2 separate regions of the Homo sapiens genome follow, and region 2 is linked to region 1. Evidence: read pairs that join two places in POLR2A ChIA-PET (ENCODE). Cell type or tissue: Caco-2. All regions are shown on one strand. Links, peaks and the distances in the headings refer to the core of each region. The heading gives the core; the rest is flanking DNA. Region 1 overlaps MAP3K14 (mitogen-activated protein kinase kinase kinase 14). Region 2 overlaps FMNL1-DT (FMNL1 divergent transcript).

What was found. ChIA-PET counts read pairs that join two places held together with the same protein. Peaks named below come from ENCODE experiments on the same cell type or tissue, not always from the same donor. Only the 100,000 strongest peaks of a DNase experiment are listed, where the experiment ranks them.
Region 2: POLR2A ChIA-PET joins it to region 1 with 6 read pairs; 12 of 35 experiments call an interaction of 5 or more read pairs at or near these places.

The regions. Positions count from the first base shown.
Region 1 is chr17:45,272,091-45,280,462 of GRCh38, forward strand. MAP3K14 (mitogen-activated protein kinase kinase kinase 14) reads right to left here. Exons shown (of 16, transcript NM_003954.5): 7 at 2,374-2,503; 8 at 2,033-2,164; 9 at 1,413-1,517. Among named protein-coding and RNA genes, the nearest start is that of SPATA32, 14 kb to the left of the region's middle. RefSeq lists an enhancer at 903-1,877. In Caco-2, for the core only: a CTCF peak has its summit at 5,292 (motif pointing right); a DNase peak (open chromatin) is centred at 5,311.
Region 2 is chr17:45,196,740-45,208,614 of GRCh38, forward strand. The region is part of intron 2 of FMNL1-DT (FMNL1 divergent transcript); the gene reads right to left. Among named protein-coding and RNA genes, the nearest start is that of FMNL1-DT, 19 kb to the right of the region's middle. RefSeq lists silencers at 5,824-6,008, 6,896-7,157. In Caco-2, for the core only: no CTCF peak of the experiment used is centred there; a DNase peak (open chromatin) is centred at 5,354.

The sequences.
Region 1 (8,372 bases), core at 3,373-8,372:
GTGGGAGGAATGCTTAAATCCAGGAATTTAAGACCAGCCTGGGCAACATACTGAGACCCCATGTATATCTACAAAAAACATAAAAATTGAGCCGGACATGGTGGTACATGCTGTGGTCCCAGCTACTCAGGAGGCTGAGGTGGGAGGATCGCTTGAACCAAGGAGCTTGAGGCTGCAGTGAGCTATGAGTGAGCTACTGCACTCCAGCCTGGGTGACAGAGCAAGACTCTGTCTCTAAAAAATAAAAGTTAAAAAGAATCAGAAAAGATACATTTTTTTTTGTAACAAGAAAAAGCCCACTACAGTTATTTTAAAAGGGCTTAAAACAACACGGGTGGAGGTCAAGTGTCCACATTCAATTTACATCTTCAGAATTGCCAACATAGTCCTTTAACAACACACAATCATATACTTCCAAAGATTCTTTTTCCGTTGGTCAAAATGAAATCATTTTATCCTTAAGGCTATACATGAAAAACGCAGGGCACAAAATTGTGTTATAATGGCCCTAACTAGGCACAGGGAAAACAACAGCCTGGAAGGAGTTATTTAAAATATTCATGATTCGGCCGGGCACGGAGGCTCATGCCTGTAATTCCAGCACTTTGGGAGGCTGAGTGGGGCGGATCACCTAAGGTCTGGAGTTTGAGACTGGCCTGGCCAATATGGCAAAACCCCGTCCCTACTAAAAATACAAAAATTAGCTGGGCATGGTGGAAGGCGCCTGTAATCCCAGCTACTCAGGAGGCTGAGGCAGGAGAATTACTTGAACCCGGGAGGAGGAGGTTGCAGTGAGCTGAGATTGTGCCACTGCACTCCAGCCTGGGTGACAGAGTGAGACTCTGTCTCAATGAAAACAACAAAAAAATTTGTGATTCTCTCTCTGGGTAAGAGACATGGTGAGAATTCTGTTCTCTGCCTCTTTTATATGCTTAACTCTATACTTCACAGTGGGCATGGATTATTTCAATAATCAGAGGAGTTAAAGAAAGATATTTCACTGACTTTAGAGCCCAGGCCCCTTGGTCAGCCTGCCCACTGTGCTTCCAGCCAACCGTGCTCAGAGGCGCAGGAGAGCTGGGGTCACAGGCTGGCAGTGCACTCCCCTGCAAAGGCCAGACAAGAGGTAGGAGCCACGGGGACTCCAAGGCAGAAGGCCTGGGACCTACGGAGAGTCAACCAGCCTTTCCCTTCTCTTCCCTGTGTACAGGAGCATCGACAATGAGCACCTGACATCTATTATCACATTTACGCGTAACAAAGAAACCCCTGATAATCATCCAGGCTGGTTGCGGGGCTTAAACACACAGGTGGACCTAAGTGTTCACACCTCAATTCCCATTCTGGAAAGCATGGAAGGCATTTGGCGAATGAATGCATTGGGGGGCACGGCAGTTGGTGGGGGGCCTTACCTGTGAGCAAGGACTTTCCCAGGCCATCAGGTTGAAGACACACAGCATGGCCAAAGTCACAGAGGGCTGCGTGGCTCCCATCGCTGGACAGGAGCACGTTGTCAGCTGCCAGGCCGCCCCGGGGAGGAAGAGGAACAGGTGAGTCATGCCGGGTCCCAGCCCACCCTGGCTCGGTTTGGCCTGCCCTCCAGTGATGTAATTTTCTGGCTGACCCTACGTGGCAGCTGCTGCTTCTGATTAGTTTCATTAATCGTGGAGGAAGGGAGGAGGGTATCAATTCAGGCTAGAGGTAGGCAGGATCTCTGAGGGCAAAGGGACAGGAGCAGGGTTTACTCGGGAACGCTGCCACTCTGCTCGCCTGCGCCGACCCCATACCAGGGGTCACCAGTGGGTGGGAGCTTGACCTTCGGTTCTCTGTGGCCACCGTCTACCAGAAACTACAGTGCTTGGCTAAGGGGTTGGAGAACATCATTCCCCTTCCTACAGGCACAGTCCTGTCAGCCTGACTCAGGGCCTGCTACTGGGGATGACCAGGCTAGCCCAGAACTGAGAGGAGATCAGACAGGATGGTGTGAGAGAAGAGCCTGCTGGGGATCAGGGCCGTGGGGCCTGGGCCTTACCTTTGACGTCCCCATGCAGAATCCTTCGTGAGTGGAGGTATTCCAGACCCTCCAGGGCCTGGCCCAGGTAGTACAGGGCCCGGTCCTCTGGGAGACAGCCCTGCTCCTTGACCAGCTGGCCCAGGGAGCCACCTAGGAGACCAAAGGCCAGGCTATACATGGGACTTGCCCGAGCCTCCATGCCAGCCAAGGGCAAGAGCACAGGGCAGGCAGTGGAAAGCAGGGTCACAGGGTCAAGAGGTTAACAATGGATAGATCAGTGACCAAGGCCAACTTGGGCAAGACTCAGGGGGGAACTCTTGGCCCTGAATTTGGAGAAAGAGTGGGACCTGGCTCCTTACCTTCCAGCAGCTCCATGAAGATGTTGACCCAAGGCCCTTCTCTCACAGCTCCATACAAAGGGACAATTCTGGGTGAGGTCAATCCTGCACATGCCATCAGCTCCTCTGCCCGAAATACTTCCAGCCGCACCTGCAAGGGCCCAGAGGCAGCTGTTAAGACAGGGTGAGGGGACCAGAGCTGGGTCCCTGGCATCCTGTCAGCACCCTAGTGCTCCACACACAGAGGCTGCTGCTGTTTCCAGTGGTGATGCAGGGGCCTGGGGGGCCTGCTGGACCCTCAGAGGCTAAATTGTGTATCCCGTGCCCTTGGTATCAGGAGCAACTTCTTGTACTTAATTAAAGTTCTGGAGTGCTGCCTGTGTGCAAAAACAGCCACATAAAAACTACATCCGCACCGGGCGCAGTGGCTCATGCCTATAATCCCAGCACTTTGGGAGGCCGAGGCGGGTGGATCACGAGGTCAGGAGATCGAGACCATCCTGGCTAACACAGTGAAACCCCGTCTCTACTAAAAAATACAAAAAAATTAGCTGGGCGTGGCGGCGGGTGCCTGTAGTCCCAGCTACTCGGGAGGCTGAGGCAGGAGAATGGCGTGAACCCAGGAGGCGGAGCTTGCAGTGAGCTGAGATTGCGCCAGTGCACTCCAGCCTGGGCAACAAAGTGAGACTCCGTCTCAAAAAAAAAAAATTAAAAAAACAAAACAAAACACTACATTCCAGCCGGGCGCGGTGGCTCATGGCTGTAATCTCAGCACTTTGGGAGGCTGAGGCGGGTGGATCAAGGAGATCGAGGTCGGGAGATCAAGACCATCTTGGCCAACATGGCGAAACCCTGTCTCTACTAAAAATACAAAAATTAGCTGGGTGTGGTGGCACGTGGCTGTAATCCCAGCTACTTGGGAGGCTGAGGCAGGAGAATCACTTGAACCTGGGAGTCGGAGGTTGCAATGAGCCAAGGTCGCAATAAGCCGAGGTCGCACCACTGCGCTCCAGTCTGGCGACAGAGTGAGACTCCATCTCAAAAAAAAAAAACAAAAAAAAACCCACAAAAAAACAAACAAAAAAACAAAAAACCCCCTACATTCGTCATCCTGGCTGCTGGCACGCTGTCCGCCCTCAAATCTGCCAAACGCAGAACATTTTTTCCTCCAGCTAAATTTCTGGGCAATTTCTAGGATGTGGGACCTTTTGCTTATCAACATCCATGTCTACTCTCAGAAGCTGGGTTTTTGACTTATCTGACTGTCAAGAACCAAGATTTGGACTCCATCGGGTGCATTTTTTTTTCTTTTCTTTTCTTTTTTTTTTTTTTTTTTGAGACAGAGGTCTTGCTCTGTCGCCCAGGCTGGAGTACAGTGACGTGATCTCTATTCATTGCAACCTCTGCCTCCCGGGTTCAAGCAATTCTCCTGCCTCAGCCTCCCGAGTAGCTGGGACTACAAGTGTGCGCCACCAGGCCCAGATAATTTTTGTATTTTTTAGTAGAGACGGGGTTTCACCATGCTGGCCAGGCTGGTCTCAAACTCCTAACCTTGTGATTTGCCTGCGTTGGCCTCCCAAAGTGCTAGGATTACAGGCGTGAGCCACCATGCCCGGCCTCAACACTTTTCTTTCCCGGAGGACTAAAACATCCACATAGACAGAGCAGTGTTTATTCTGTTTGCAGCTGTCTCCCAGCATCTGGGAACTTAAGGAGGCTTCTGAGGAGGCTTCTGGGGAGTGGCCAAGGCCACTCCCACTGCCAAATGGCAGGTCCGGGATCATCCACTCCTTTCTGCAGGGACCAGCAACTTGGTGGGAGGAAATAGGCCTTGGATATAAACATCTTGGGCTTAGATCCTGGCTCCGCCTTTTAAAACAAGGCAGCAGACTTCCCATCCACATATTTCCACATGCAAACAGCAGGGACGGTGGTATCTGCTCCTGGGTAGAGCAAGGATTTGGAAGGATGGTAACTGACACCAGGCCTGGCAACCAGTGGGCACTCAGGAAGTGCTAGCTCCCCAATTCCTCCAGCTCACATCAGAGAAGCTGATACTTAGACTGACTTAGACCTTTTTTTTTTTTGAGACAGAGTCTCGCTGTGTCGCCCAGGCTGGAGTGCAGTGGCGCAATCTCAGCTAATTACAACCTCCGCCTCCTGGGTTCAAGCAATTCTCCTGCCTCAGCCTCCCCAGTAGCTGGGATTACAGGCACCTGCCACTATGCACAGCTAATTTTTCATATTTTTAGTAGAGGCAGGGTTTCACCATGTTGGTCAGGCTGGTCTTAAACTCCTGACCTCAGGTGATCCGCCTACCTTGGCCTCCCAAAGTGCTGGGATTACAGGCGTGAGCCACTGTGCCCGGCCTCTTAGACTTCTTTTTTTTTTTTTTTTTTTTTTTGAGACAGAGTCTCGCTCTGTCACCAGGCTGGAGTGCAGTGGTGTGATATCTCAGCTCACTGCAACCTCCGCCTCCTGGGTTCAAGCGATTCTTGTGCCTCAGCCTCCTGAGTAGCTGGGATTACAGGCACGTGCCACCACATCCAGCTAATTTTTGTATTTTTAGTAGAGACAGAGTTTCACCACGTTGGCCAGGCTGGTCTTGAACTCCTGGCCTCATGATCCGCCCACCTCAGCCTCCCAAAGTGCTGGGATTACAGGCGTGAGCCACTGCGCACGGCCTCTTAGGCTTCTTCTTCTTTTTTTTAATTTTATTTATTATTATACTTTAAGTTTTAGGGTACATGTGCACAATGTGCAGGTTTGTTACATATGTATACATGTGCCATGTTGGTGTGCTGCACCCATTAACTTGTCATTTAGCATTAGGTATATCTCCTAATGCTATTCCTCCCCCCTCCCCGCTTAGTAGACTTGTCCTCCTTCCTAGCTGCTGATGGTTCTCAAGTAAGCCTTGAGTAGCATCGCCAGGGGGCGCTGGCAGTAACAGAACCAGCTTGGAAGCGATCTTCACAGACTTGCTGACTTGGCAAACAGCCCTGACACTGTGGGGTTTTTGGACTTTTGCCTATCAGTGGAAAATGTCGCCCTTCTGGTTCCCTAATATCTGGTTTGGTTAATCACCTCCCATGAACTTTGACTCTGCCAGTGTTTCCAGCTCTAAAAAGCCTCTGAACCTGAGTTGGAACTAATTCAACAACAGGACTTGTTAGCAAATGTCTTCAGCCTAACCACCCCCAAACTGAGCTGAGGCACCCCGGGGCACTGCAGATAACTCAGAAGGGCGCCAAATGGATATCTGACATTTGAGGGAAACGGCCACCGCAGTATCTGCAGGACACCGCGTGAACTACTCGCTCGAGACAGTTCAGCTTCAAAGTACGATCACGCACGTGACATTCCCTTTGATAATGTATCTCTATGAAGCTATGTTTTTGCAGGTCACTGTGATTAAAAGTACTTCAAGGAGAAAATGTGGGATATGAAGGTGGTGGTGTCCTATCTGATTTCAAGGGTTGAGATGTGCAACAAGGCATACATCCCGTTAATAATCTGGCGGTTTGGAAATGGAAGGACCCTTTTTCTTTCAACTTATGTCACGCTTTTCAAATGGCTACTAAGTTGTTAGGATAAAGACTTATTATTCGACCTCACTGCTTCATAAACAGAACTGTTGGGTATTTGTTTTGGCCTGGGTTGCCCTGAAACAATGACTGAGATATTAACAGGGCTGTGATCCAAAAGAGTTGGGGAAACTTGGCTTTAACTTTGCAGAAATCTGTAAGTCCTCTTAGAGTGTCCCGTCCATGCTAAAAATATTTCCAACCACCCAGACCAAAGAGGTGGGAGGAGATACTTCAAAATACAAGGTGCTTTAGAAGTCGGTGCCAGAGGAGAAAGCAGCCCAGCCTTCCAGGCCAAGCTGGCTGCCCGTCTGGCCACCCCTCCTCTCTGAACTTCCGTGTTCCTCATCCGTAAAATGAGGGGGCTGGACTGCGATGAGGATATTCATGAGAACTAAGATCTAATGCCCACTTATCATTTCCCAGGCACCGGTAAAGCCCTTTCTAAGCATTAGTTATTCAGATCTTACAATAGCCTGTAAGCTGGTGGGATCATTATCCCCATTTTATAGATGAAGAAGCTGAAGCCTGGGCAAGTAATTTGCCCAAGGTCACTGGGTATAAGAGATCACAGCAGCGCTTTTACTCGGGCAAGCCTGACTCCAGAGCTGCCAGCTACTCTGCCTCCTGAAGGCCTTTCCATGCTGAACTTTTTTTTTTTTTTTTTGAGACAAGGTCTCCCTTGGTTGGCCAGGCTGGAGTGCAGTGGCACAATCACAGCTCACTGCAGCCTCGACCTTCCCGGGCTCAAGCGATCCTCCCATCTCAGCCTCCCAAGTAGCTGAGACTATAGGTGCCATGCCCAGCTAATTTTTGTAGAGATGGGGTTTCGCCATATTGCCCAGGCTAGTCTTGAACTCCTAGGCTCAAGTGATTCTCCCACCTCGGCCTCCAACATGTTGAGATTACAAGTGTGAGCCACTGTGCCTGGCATCCATGCTAATGTTTTAAAATACACTTAGGACTGAGCATCCCCAGGTGGAAGCACTGTCAGCAATGAGCCTACTGCCTGATACAGAAGCCACTTCCTTCCCCTCAATTGCCTGCACACTGAACACTGGGGATCACTTTTTCCTCCTTGAACTTCCCTCTTGTTTTCTTTGGTATTCTTTTTTTTGAAACGGAGTTTCGCTCTTGTTGCCCGGGCTGGAGTGCAATGGCGTGATCTCGGCTCACCGCAACCTCCGCCTCCTGGGTTCAAGCGATTCTCCTGCTTCAGCCTCCTGAGTAGCTGAGATTACAGGCATGCGCCACCACGCCCGGCTTTTTGTATTTTTAATAGAGATGGGGTTTCTCCATGTTGGTCAGGCTGGTCTCGAACTCCCGACCTCAGGTGATTCACCCGCCTCGGCCTCTCAAAGTGCTGGGATTACAGGCGTGAGCCACCACACCCAGCCTTCTTTGGTATTCTTTTTTTTTTTGAGACGGAGTCTCATTCTGTCGCCCAGGCTGGAGTGCAGTGGCATGATCTTGGCTCACTGCAACCTCTGCCTCCCAGGTTCAAGCGATTCTCCTGCCTCGGCCTCCCGAGTAGCTGGTGGCGCCATCATGCCTGGCTAATTTTTTGGTATTTTTAGTAGATACGGGGTTTCACTGTGTTAGCCAGGATGGTCTCGCTCTCCTGACCTCATGATCTGCCCACCTCGGCCTCCCAAAGTGCTGGGATTACAGACGTGAGCCACCGCACCCAGCCTCTTCTTTGGTATTCTTATCTGTTTTATTCCATCAATAAAAAAAGGCGTAAGAGCAATTCTATAAATTCTTTTGAAGATTCCAGGAATGTAAACTATGTGAAAGGGGCTACCACAGTACTGTGCACAGATGTCCAATGAATATTAGAGGGTCCCGCCTTATTTTCTCACCTCTATCGAGGTATTTTCCTCTGATCCTTGTGCTATTTTCCTTCTAAACACGTGTCCAGGACTGAAGGCTGCTCACCTTTACCCCAATATAAATGTCTATCCCCCATTACAACTCGGGTTCCTTCAGGTCAGGCCTGTGGATTTCACATCTCTGTCCCCAGCCCCTGCACATTGTCTGGCACAGAGCAGGTGTTTGGTGACAGCTGGGTTGACTTGGCCAGGGCCACATTATCCCAGATCAGCAGCAGAGCCAAAGCAAAGCTCCCAGAACTCCACACTTGAGCCAGATGTTCTAAAAGGAGTGATTCTTAACCCTTTTTGGGCTACAGACCCCTATGAGGATCTGGGAAATGATATGAATTATTCTTTAAAAATGTGTGATTGCCCATACATGCAACACAGAAACACTTTTTTTTTTTTTTTTTTTTTTGAGACAGAGTCTTGCTCTGTCGCCCAGGCTGGACTGCAGTGGCATGATCTTGGCTCACCGCAACCTCCGCCTCCTGGGTTCAAGCGATTCTCCTGCTTCAGCCTCCTGAGTAGCTGAGATTACAGGCATGCGCCACCACGC
Region 2 (11,875 bases), core at 3,073-8,072, 76 kb before region 1:
GTATTGCTGTTAACCCTGTTTTACAGATGGGAAACTGAACTTAAAGTTAGGGAACTTCAAGGCCACATAGTGAGGGCTAGTGCAGAACCTCCAGGCTTTACTGTCCCTATTGCTGTGGTCTGTGCCATCTGGTAGTGGTGGAGGGGGTCCCACGAAGACAAATTACTGGAAGCCGATGACACAAATACAGTAACTGGGATATTATTCGAGGTGCACTGGGGGCCCCAAAGCCGAATGAGATGAATTCCACTGCACGGGCTGGAAGGAGTCACAGAGAAGGCCTGGATTGAACTGAATCTTTGGACAAATTTAGAGTGATAGTACCCATCTCTGATGGTCCTAGTGAGGATTTAAGGTGCTTTAAGCATTAGGTAAAGCTCCTGGTACTCGCACATAGCGGGTGCTCAGTGAAGGGCTGTTGAAGGAATTAGTGAACGCATGTAGGATCGGGAGACCTATGCACAGTTATGGTCTTTCCTGGAGCCAGGGGATGGACAAAATGACCTCTCTAGGCCTCTTTCGTCCTGAGTTTGAGTAGGTCAGGGGAAAGCCTAGGGTAAAGGGCCAGCTCCACTAGCCCAGGCAGGGAATGACTCCCCCTGCCCAGCCCCTATGACTAAGGGGCTGTGAGAGCAACTCCTTTCTAGACAAGGAAGAAATAATGTCACAGGGCATTGTCTGCGCTGCTCCCCAGCACCCTGTTACCCCTTCTCCAGCTCTACCCTGAGCTCTGGATCCAGCAGAAGGAACTGAAGTCTAGGACCCACAACCCCCAGAAAAAGGCCCAGGCAGGGGGATGGGCTGGGGAGGTGTGTGTTTGTTTTGAAAGCCTGTAGAGGAGGAGGAGGAGGGGGAGGAGAGGGAGATGGGGTGGAGGAGAGTAGGAGGTGGAGGAGAGGAGGAGGAGGAGGAGGAGAGGGAGATGGGGTGGAGGAGAGGGGTAGGATTAATTTGCAGCTTAGATTTTAGGGCCAAGGATTGAAGCCTCTTCCTGCACTCCTCCCCTCCTCCACTTGGCATTATCCCAAGGAGTTGCCTTGGGGCTTCCGTGATGGCGACGGGAATGCGGGGAAGTTGAGGGCCTGGGAGCCCGAGGCCAGATGGAGGCAAAGAGGAGTGAGGCTGCTCACAGACCCTGGTGGGCTGGGTTCTGGAAGAAAACCATGGGCTGACCAGCTCCAGGGCCTGGCTGAGCCTCAGCCAGGTTCTGCCAGAGCTGGCTCAACAGCGGCACCTGCCGGCTGGGGCCCTCTCTGCGGGGAAGGGCTCCTCCACCGCCCTGGGAGCCCCGCGGGTGAGTCGCTCCTGGCCTGGCTCTGTGGCCTCCCCAGAGGTCAGATCAGGAAATGTTGCGAGCCGAGGAATGTTCTGAAGCGGAGGGCCTCTGCCCTTCTGGCCTCCACCTGTGCCCCTAACACTACCCTGTTCACCCAGGACACTAACCGAGGGCCAGGGCTGGGGGAAAAAGAGTAGGATGAAGGCCACTCACTTTAGGGAGGTTCCTGGTTTGGGTAGTTATTATTATTATTATTTTTTAATTTGGAAATACTTTAAAGCTTACAGAAGAGCTTCAAGAATGATACAAAGATTCTTCCTCCCTTACCTAGATTTATCAGTTGATAACATTTTGCCCCATTTGCTTTCTTTCTCTCTTTGTATATACAGTAGATAAAAACGTAGTTTTAGTTGGTTGAACGTGGGGGACAAGAAAATGAAAAATAAAAAATTAACAAAACAACATAGTTTTAGGCCAGCAGCAGTGGCCCATGCCTGTAATCCCGGTACTTTGGGAAGCCAAGGCAGGATAATCACTTAAGCCCAGAAGTTTGAGACCAGCCTGGGCAACATAGTGAGACCTCGTCTCTGCAAAAAAATAAACAAAATTAGCCAGCTGTGGTGATGTGTAACTGTAGTCCCAGCTACTCAAGAGGCTGAGGTGGGAGGGTCGCTTGAGCCAGCGAGATTGAGGCTGCAGTGAGCCATGATTGCGCCACTGCACTCCAGCCTGGGCGACAGAGCGTGGCCTTGTCTCAAAAAACAAAAAACAAAAAAACAATAAAAGCATAGTTTTTTTTTGGTATATTAACTGAACTGAAAGTGGCAGCCATCATGCCCCTTTGCCCCCAAATACTTCAGTGGGTATTACCTAAGAACAAGGATATTTTCTCGCATCACCACAGTTCAGTGAAATTTAACATCAATACAATAATTTACTGTCTATATTCCAATTTTTATCAATAAGGATCCTTTAGAATATTTTTTCCCTGTAGTATAAGATCCAGATCAGGATCACACATTGCATTTAATTGGCTTCCTCTTCTCCTTTTTTTTTGAGACAATGTCTCACTGTGTCACCCAGCCTGGAGTGCAGTGGCGTGATATTGGCTCACTGCAGCCTCTACTTCCTGGGCTCAACAGATCCTCTCACCTCAGCCTCCTGAGTAGCTGGGACTACAGCGTGCCAGCACACCTGACTAATATTTCTTTTCTTCTTTTAGAAATGAGGTCTCGGCCAGGTGCGGTGGCTCACGCCTGTAATCCCAGCACTGTGGGAGGCCGAGGCAGGCAGATCACGAGGTCAGAAGATCGAGACCATCCTGGCTAACACAGTGAAACCCCGTCTCCACTAAAAATACAAAAAATTAGGCAGGCGCCTGTAGTCCTAGCTACTCGGAAGGCTGAGGCAGGAGAATAGCATGAACCCGGGAGGTGGAGCTTGCAGTGAGCTGAGATCACGCAACTGAACTCCAGCCTGGGTGACAGAGCGTGATTCCGTCTCAAAAAAAAAAAAAAAGAAAAAGAAAAAAAAGAAATGAGGTCTCACTATGTTGCCCAGGCTGATCTACCCACCTCGGCCTCCCAAAGTGCTGGGATTACAGGCGTGAACCACTGTGTCCGGCCATTTTTCTTCTTCTTCTTCTTTTTTTTTTTTTTGAGACGGACTCTTGCTCTGTCGCCAGGCTGGAGTGCAGTGGCGCGATCTTGGCTCACTGCAACCTCCGCCTCTTGGGTTCAAGCAATTCTCCTGCCTCAACCTCTGGAGTAGCTGGGATTACAGGCACTTGCCACCATGCCCAGCTAATTTTTGTATTTTTAGTAGAGATGGGGTTTCATCGTGTTGGCCATGATGGTCTCGATCTCCTGACCTCGTGATCTGCCCACCTCGGCCTCCCAAAATACTGAGATTACAGGCATGAGCCACCACGCCCAGCCATTTTTCTATTTTTTGTAGAGACAGGGGTCTCCCTATGTTGCTCAGGCTGGTCTTGAACTCCTGGGCTCAAGCAATCCTCCTGCCTCAGCCCCCAAAGTGCTTGCTGGGATTTCAGGCATGAGCCACCACACCCAGATATTTAGGCTTCTTTATTTTTTATTTATTTTTATTTTTTGAGACTGAGTTTTGCTCTTATTGCCCAGGCTGGAGTGCAGTGGTGCGATATCGGCTCAACTGGGTTCAAGTGATTCTCCTGCCTCAGCCACCTGAGTAGCTGGGATTACAGGTGCACGCCACCACACCCAGCTAATTTTTGTACTTTTAGTAGAGATGGGGTTTTGGCATATTGGCCAGGCTGGTCTCGAATTTCTGGCTTCAGGCCATCTGCCCATCTCAGCCTCCCAAAGTGTTGGGATTACAGGTGTGAGCCACCATGCTGGCCTAGGCTTCTTTAATCTGGGGCAATTCCTCATCTTTTTCATCTTTCATGACATTTTTTCAGAGTAGGACTCCCCCACACATTTTTCCTTTTAATCGAATGCACCTTATTTGAGGTTTGTCTGGTATTTCCTTATGGATAGATTCAGGCTATGTCTCCCTGGTGCAAATATAAGCAATATTATATTGTTTGGGTGGAGTTCTCTCCACTTTAAGGGATTCATGGAACTTCTGAACCTCTGAGGTTGATTAACCCCTGAGTTGTCTGTCAAAAAAATCAGATTTTCAAAACAAGTTAAGAAGGACATCATGAATTATGCGTGTGTCTTCACTCTGCTGATGGCTGGCTTAGGCTCTGCATTCTCTCTCTCCCTCTTCCCCTCCCGCTACCGAACTTGCCCTTGAAATTTCAGCAGCTGCTGTTGAAAGCATTCTTTTTGAAGGCCACTAGGGACCCCTAATTGCCCAACTCAGTCGCTTTCATAGTCTTCATCCTCTTGACCTCTTCTCAGGGCAACGGACTGGCTCACCCGCCCTTCTCCCTAAAACCACAGAAGGCCGCGCTTGGCTGTCCCAGTCTCTGCCCATTTCCTTCAACAAAAATGACAGAATGCCGGCTGCTCTGGGAGGTACAGAGGTGGATCCACTGTGGAGCCAGCTTTGCAGGTGGTGGCTTGTCAGGAAAATTCTGCAGGTCCTGGTCTTTTTTTCTTTTCTTTTCTTTCTTTTTTTTTTTTTTTTTTGAGACTGAGTCTCACTCTATTGCCCAGGCTGGAGTGCAGTGGCATGATCTCGGCTCACCGTGACCTCCGCCTCCCGGATTCAAGTGATCCTCTTGCCTGAGCCTCCCAGGTAGCTGGGATTACAGGCGCCCACCACCACGCCCAGCTTATTATTGTATTTTTAGTAGAGACAGAGTTTCACCATGTTGGCCAGGCTGGTCTCCAGAACTCCTGACCTCAGCTGATCTAGCCGCCTTGGCCTCCCAAAGTGCTGGGATTACAGGCATGAGCCACCACACCCGGCCTGGTCCTGGTATTTCTTGTATACTCCCCACACCCCAGTGAAGATGTTCTCTCAGCTTTTGTCCTCAGATGGGGTGCCTGGAATTGGTCTTTCCCCTGGAGGAGCCCCACCTTCTAGTGGTTTCAACTTTGCCTCTCCTTCAACAACCCAGGAGGGCAGCCCTGAGTCTCTGACCCTGACTCAGTGGATGTCCAGGCAGAATTATGTCAGGAATGGATCTGGGCTTAGTGTTTCTTCCTCAGCAGCCCCTAGGGCAAACAGACCTCCCCTCATACTCCTTTCCCAGGCCGTGAGCTCTTTTTAGGCAGGTTGGGGTCTAATTCTTCTCTATCCCTCGGCACTGGGCATGCAGTTGGCCCTCCATCAATATTTATGGAATAATGGCCAGGCGCAGTGGCTCATGCCTATAATCCCAGCACTTTGGGAGGCTGAGGCGGGAGGATTACTTGAGGTCAGGAGTTCAAGACCAGCCTGGTCAACATGGCAAAACCCAGTCTCTACTAAAAATACAAAAATTAGCTCGGTGTGGTGGCGCATGCCTGTAATTCCAGCTACTTGGGAGACTGAGGTAGGAGAATCATTTGAACCTGGGAGGCGGAGGTTGCAGTGAGCCGAGATTGGGTCATTGCATTCCAGCCTGGGTGACACAATGAGACTCTGTCTCGAAAAAAAAAAAAAAGTTATGCAATAATGAGCAAAGAGGTTCAGGGCTTGCCTAAGGCTTGGCCTTGCTCTTGGCTTTCATCACAGGGACCTACATGTTGGCTGGCTGTTGGGAGGGAGAGCTTTGGAAACTGGCTGTCCCTGGTACAGGGGAAACAGTGAAGAAAGCTGGGTCCCAATTTCTGGGTTATTGTCTCGGCTCTGCCATTTTCTTTTTCTTTTTTCCCCCCAGTTATTGTTTCCTGTTTTTTCTTTTTCTTTTTTTTTTATTTTTTGAGACGGACTCTCGCTCTGTCACCCAGGCTGGAGTGCAGTGGCACAATCTCGGCTCACTGCAAGCTCCGCCTCCTGGGTTCACGCCATTCTCCCGCCTCAGCCTCCCGAGTAGCTGGGACTACAGGTACCCGCCACCACGCCCGGCTAATTTTGTTTTTGTATTTTTAGTATAGACAGGGTTTCACCATGTTAGCCAGAATGGTCTCGATCTCCTGACCTCGTGATCCTCCCGCCTTGGCCTCCCAAAGTGCTGGGATTACAGGTGTGAGCCACGGTGCCTGGCCTGTTTTGTTTTGTTTTTGTTTTTGTTTTTTTAGATGGAGTCTCACTGTGTCACCCAGGCTGGAGTGCAGTGGCACAATCTCGGCTCACTGCAACCTCTGCCTCCTGGGTTCAAGTGATTCCCCTGCCTCAGCCTCCCAAGTAGCTGGGATTACAGGCACCTGCCACCACGCCCAGCTAATTTTTGTATTTTTAGTAGAGACGAGGTTTCACCATGTTGGCCAGGCTCATCTCAAACTCCTGACCTCAGTTGATCCACCCACCTCGGCCTCCCAAAGTGCTGGGATTACAGGCGTGAGCCACTGCGCCCAGCCCGTTCCTTTTATAAATTATTTCAGTAGGCTTTTGGGGAGCAGGTGGTGTTTGGTTACATGGATAAGTTCTTCAGTGGTGATTTCTGAGATTTTGGTGCATCCACCACCCAAGCTTGTACACTGTACCCAGTGTGTAGTCTTTTATCCCTCGCCCCCGCTCCCAATCTTCCCCTAGAGTCCCCAAAGTCCATTGTTCATTCTTATGCCTTTGTGTTCTCTTATACGTGAGAACATATGTTTGATTTTCCATTCCTGAGTTACTTCACTTAGAATAATGGTCTCCAATTCTATCCAGGTTGCTGCAAAGGCCATGATTTTGTTTCTCTTTTTTTTTTTTTTTTTGAGACAGAGTTTCGCTCTTGTTGCCCAGGCTAGAGTGCAATGATACAATCTCAGTTCACAGCAACCTCTGCCTCCCGGGTTCAAGTGATTCTCCTGCCTCAACCTCCCGAGTAGCTGGGATTACAGGCATGTGCCACCACGCCCAGCTAATTTTGTATTTTTAGTAGAGATGGGGTTTCTCCATGTTGGTCAGGCTGACCTCGAACTCCTGACCTCAGGTGATCCGCCCGCCTTGGCCTCCGAAAGTGCTGGGATTACAGGCATGAGCCTGTATATATGACATTTTCTTTACCCACTCATTGATTGATGGGCATTTGGGCTAGTTCCATATTTTTGCAATTGTGCAATTGTGAATTGTGCTGCTATAAACATGAGTGTGCAAGTCTCTTTTTCATATAATGACTTCTTTCCCTCTGGGTAGATACCCAGTAGTGGGATTGCTGGATCAAATGGTAGATCTACTTTTAGTTCTTTAAGGAATCTCCTGGCCCGGTGCGGTGGCTCATGCCTATAATCCCAGCACTTTGGGAGGCCCAGGTGGGCAGATCACGAGCTCAGGAGATCGAGACCATCCTGGCTAACACGGTGAAACCCCATCTCTACTAAAAATACAAAAAATTAGCCAGGCATGGTGGCAGGCGCCTGTAGTCCCAGTTACTTGGGAGGCTGAGGCAGGAGAATGGCATGAACCTGGGAGGCGGAGCTTGCAGTGAGCTGAGATTGCGCCACTGCACTCCAGCCTGGGTGACAGTTCAAGACTCCATCTCAAAAAAAAAAAAAAAAAAAAGGAATCTCCATACTGCTTTCCATAGTGGTTATACTAGTTTACATTCCCACCAGCATCATAAAAGTGTTCTCTTTTTACTACATCCATGCCTACATCTATTATTTTTTGATTTTTAAATTATGGCCATTCTTGCAGGAGTAAGGTGGTATCGCACTGTGGTTTTGATTTGCATTTCCCTGATAACTAGTGATGCTGAACATTTTTTCATATGTTTGTCGGCCATTTGTATATACTCTTTTGAGAATTGTCTATCTATTCATGTCCTTAGCCCACTTTTTGATGGGATTGTTTGTTTGTTTTTTTTCTTGCTGATTTGTTTGAGTTCCTTGCAGATTTGGGATATTAGTCCTTTGTCAGATGCATAGTTTGTGAAGATTTTCTGCCACTCTGTGGGTTGTCTATTTACTCTGCTGATTATTTCTTTTGCTGTGCAGAAGCTTTTTAGTTTAATTAAGTCCCGTCTATTTATCTTTGTTTTTGTTGCATTTGCCTTTGGGCTCTTGGTCATGATGTCTTTGCTGAAGCCAGTGTTTAGAAGGGTTTTTCAAATGTTATCTTCTAGAATTTTTATGGTTTCAAGTCTTAGATTTAAGTGTTTGATCCATCTTGAGCTGATTTTTATGTAAGGTGAGAGATAAGAATCCAGTTTCATTCTTCTACATGTGGCTTGCCAATTATCCCAGCCACCATTTGTTGAATAAGGTGTCTTTTCCCCACTTTATGTTTTTGTTTGAGTTGTTAAAGATCAGTTGGCTGTAAGTATTTGGATTTATTTCTTGGTTTTCTATTCTGTTCCATTGGTCTATGTGCCTGTTTTTATACAAGTACCATGCTGTTTTGGTGACTATGGCCTTATAATATAGTCTGAAGTTAGGTAATGTGATGCCTCCAGATTGGTTCTTTTTGATTAGCATTGCTTTGGCTATGCAGGCTCTTTTTTGGTTCCATGTGCATTTTTTTTTTCAGATGGATTTTTTTTTTTCTGTCGCCAGGCTGGTGTGCAGTGGCACAATCTCGGCTCACTGCAACCTCCGCCTCCCAGGTTCAAGTGATTCTCCTACCTCAGACTCCTGAGTAGCTGGGACTACAGGCACGCGCCACCATGCCTGGCTAATTTTTGCATTTTTAGTAGAGACAGGGTTTCACTGTGTTGGCCAGGATGGTCTCAATCTCTTGACCTTGTGATCTGCCCACCTCTGCCTCCCAAAGTGCTGGGATTACAGGTGTTAGCTACCATAGCCAGCCCCACATGAATTTTAGGATTGTCTTTTCTAGTTCTGTGAAGAATGATGATGGTATTTTGATGGGAATTGCCTTAGAGTTTTGAATTTCTTTTGGCAGTATGGTCATTTTCACAATATTGATTCTAACCATCCATGAGCATGGGATATGTTTCCATTTGTTTGTGTCTATGATTTATTTCAGCAGTGTTTTGTAGTTTTCCTTATGGAGGTCTTTCACCTCCTTGGTTAGGTATACTCCTAAGTATTTTATTATTATTTTTTGCAGCTATTGTAAAAAAGGTTAGATTCTTGATTCTCAGTTTGGTCATTGTTGATATACAGCAGTGCTACTGATTTGTGCAGATTGATTTTGTATCCTGAAACTTTACTAAATTTGTTTATAAAATCTGGGAGCTTTATGGATGAATCTTTAGAGTTTTTCTAGGTATATGACCATATGATTGGTGAACAGCGACGGTTTGACTTCCTCTTTACCAATATGGATGCCTTTTATTTCTTTTTTTTTTTTTTTGAGATGGGGTCTTGCTGTCTCCCAGGCTGGAGTGCAGTGGCGCAATCTCGGCTCACTGCAAGCTACCCCCCGGCTGGGTTCATGCCATTCTCCTGCTTCAGCCTCCCGAGTAGCTGGGACTACAGGCGCCTGCCACCACGCCCGGCTTATATATATATATATATATATATATATATATATATATATAGTATTTTTAGTAGAGATGGGGTTTCACCGTGTTCACCAGGATGGTCTTGATCTTCTGACCTTGTGATCCGCCCGCCTCGGCCTCCCAAAATGCTGGGATTACAGGTGTGAGCCACTGCGCCTGGCCTGGATGTCCTTTATTTCTTTCTCTTGTCTGATTGCTCTAGGTAGGACTCTGCCATTTTCTTGACCTTGGATATGTCACTAAGCCTCTCAGCGCCCCAGTCTCCGCATCTTAATGAAATAATGGGACTAGTAACACCAACCTAAATGTATTGCCACAAGGATGAAACTAACAAGACCCTTTCACAGGCCCAGTGCCTGGTGTTCAGCGGGTCTTCGATAATTGTTCCTTCTGTTAGCATTCATTAAACACCTACTGTGTACCAGATGCCAGGTTGTGCTCCCCTAGCCCCAAGAATGGACCTAGGTTTTCTAGGTGGCCCCCTTAGTCCACTCTCTCCTCTTAGCTCAGCAGCTCTGGGCAGCTGTGAGTCCCAGTCTATTTGGCTGCAGATTGGATGGGACCTCACCTGCCCTAGTTTGTTTGTTTGCTTTTTTAAGATGGAGTCTCGCTCTGTCGCCCAGGCTGGAGCACAGTGGCATGATCTTGGCTCACTGCAACCTCCACCTCCCTGGTTCCAGTGATTCACCTGCCTCAACCTCCCGAGTAGCTGGGATTATAGGCACCTGCCACCACTTCTGGCTAATTTTTTATTTTTAGTAGAGGTGGGGTTTCACTATTTTGGCCAGGCTGGTCTTGAACTACTGACCTCAAATGATCCACCTGCCTCAGCCTCCCAAAATGCTGGGATTACAGGCATGAGTCACCACACCTAGCCTGTTTATTTTTTGAGACAATTTCTCACTCTGTCACCCAGGCTGGAGTGCAGTGGTTTGATCACGGCTGACTGCAGCCTTGAGCTCCTAGGCTCAAGCGATATTCCCACCTCAGCCTCTTGAGTAGCTGGGACAACAGGCACACACCACCATGCCTTGCTAATTTTTTAGTTTCTATAGAGACAGGGTCTCACTATGTTGCCCAGGCTCATCTTGAACTCCTGGTCTCAAGTGATTCTCCGCCTTGGGCTCCCAAAGCAGTAGGATTACAGGCAGGAGCCACTGCAGCCGGTCCCCATCTGCCCTACTTTTTGTAAGACTTAGGGCCTTGAAAGAAATGACTACATTTTCCTCTTCTGGCTGGGTTGTCAGAGCTGTTTCAGACAGACTGACAGACCAGTAAAGGTGACAGCTGTGGTTTGTAGCCTCTCAGGTCAGTCAGACACAGCCAGAGTGAGAGAAGTGACCAAATGTCTCCTTGGCAGACCGTTTCGAAGATTAAGACACTTAATCTAAGATTAAGATTTGGAGGCTAAGTGTGGTGGCTCATGTCTGTAATCCTAGCACTTTGGAGGCTGAGGTGGGAGGATCACTTGAGGCCCAGGAGTTGGAGACCAGCCTAGGCAGCACAGGGAGAATCTGTTTCTACAAATAATTAAAAAAAAAAAAAATTAGCTGCGCATGGTGGTGCACGCCTGTAGTCCCAGCAACTCAGGAGGCTGTGGTAGGAGGATTGCCTAAACCCAGGAGGTGGAGTCTGTAGTGAGCCATGATTTTGTCACTGCACTCCAGCCTGGGCAATGGAGCAAGACTTTGCCTCAAAATAAATAAATAAATAGGCCAGGTGCAGTGGCTCACACCTGTAATCCCAGCACTTTGGGAGGCCGAGGCGGGTGGATCACGAGGTCAGGAGATTGAGACCATCCTGGCTAACACGGTGAAATCCCGTCTCTACTAAAAATACAAAAAAAAAAAATACAAAAAAAATTTTTTGAGACACTCCATCTCAAATAAATAAATAAATAAAATAAGTAAAAATATAAACATTTGTTGTTAACCAAGAAACTCCTCCTGGCCTCCCTCAGCTGTCCCCTCAGAGGCACCATGAAAAGCAAGAGGGCTAACGTGGGTTTGAATCCTGGCTCTGCCACTTTATAAGTGGGTGACTTGAGTTACTTCATCATTAGCAGCCTCAGTGGCCACTAATGTAAAATGAAACTAGAATAATCTCCAGTTCACAGGGTTTCTGTTTGTATCTCATCCTTTGGATTCTCTCTTCCCAGACTCAGTGATCACTCTCAAACTCAGCCCTTGAATTTTTGTTTTTTTTGAGACAGGGTCTGGCTCTGTTGGCCAGGCAGTGCAGTGGCACAATCATGGCTCACTTCACCCTCTACTTGCCTGGCTCAAGCAATCCTCCTGCCTTAGCCTCCTCAGTAGCTGGGACTACAGGTGTGCACCACTACACCTGGCTAATTTTTAAACTTTTTTTTTTTTTTTTTTGAGATGGAGTGTCACTCTGTCACCCAGGCTGGAGTGCAGTGGCGCGATCTTGGCTCACTGCAACCTCCGCCTCTCGGCTGATTCTCCTGCCTCAGCCTCCCGAGTAGCTGTGACTACAGGTGCACAGCACCACAGCTGGCTAATTTTTGTATTTTTAGTAGCGATGGGGTTTCACCATATTGGTTAGTCTGGTCTTGAACTCCTGACCTCATGATCTGCCTGCCTCGGCTTCCCAAAGTGTTGGGATTA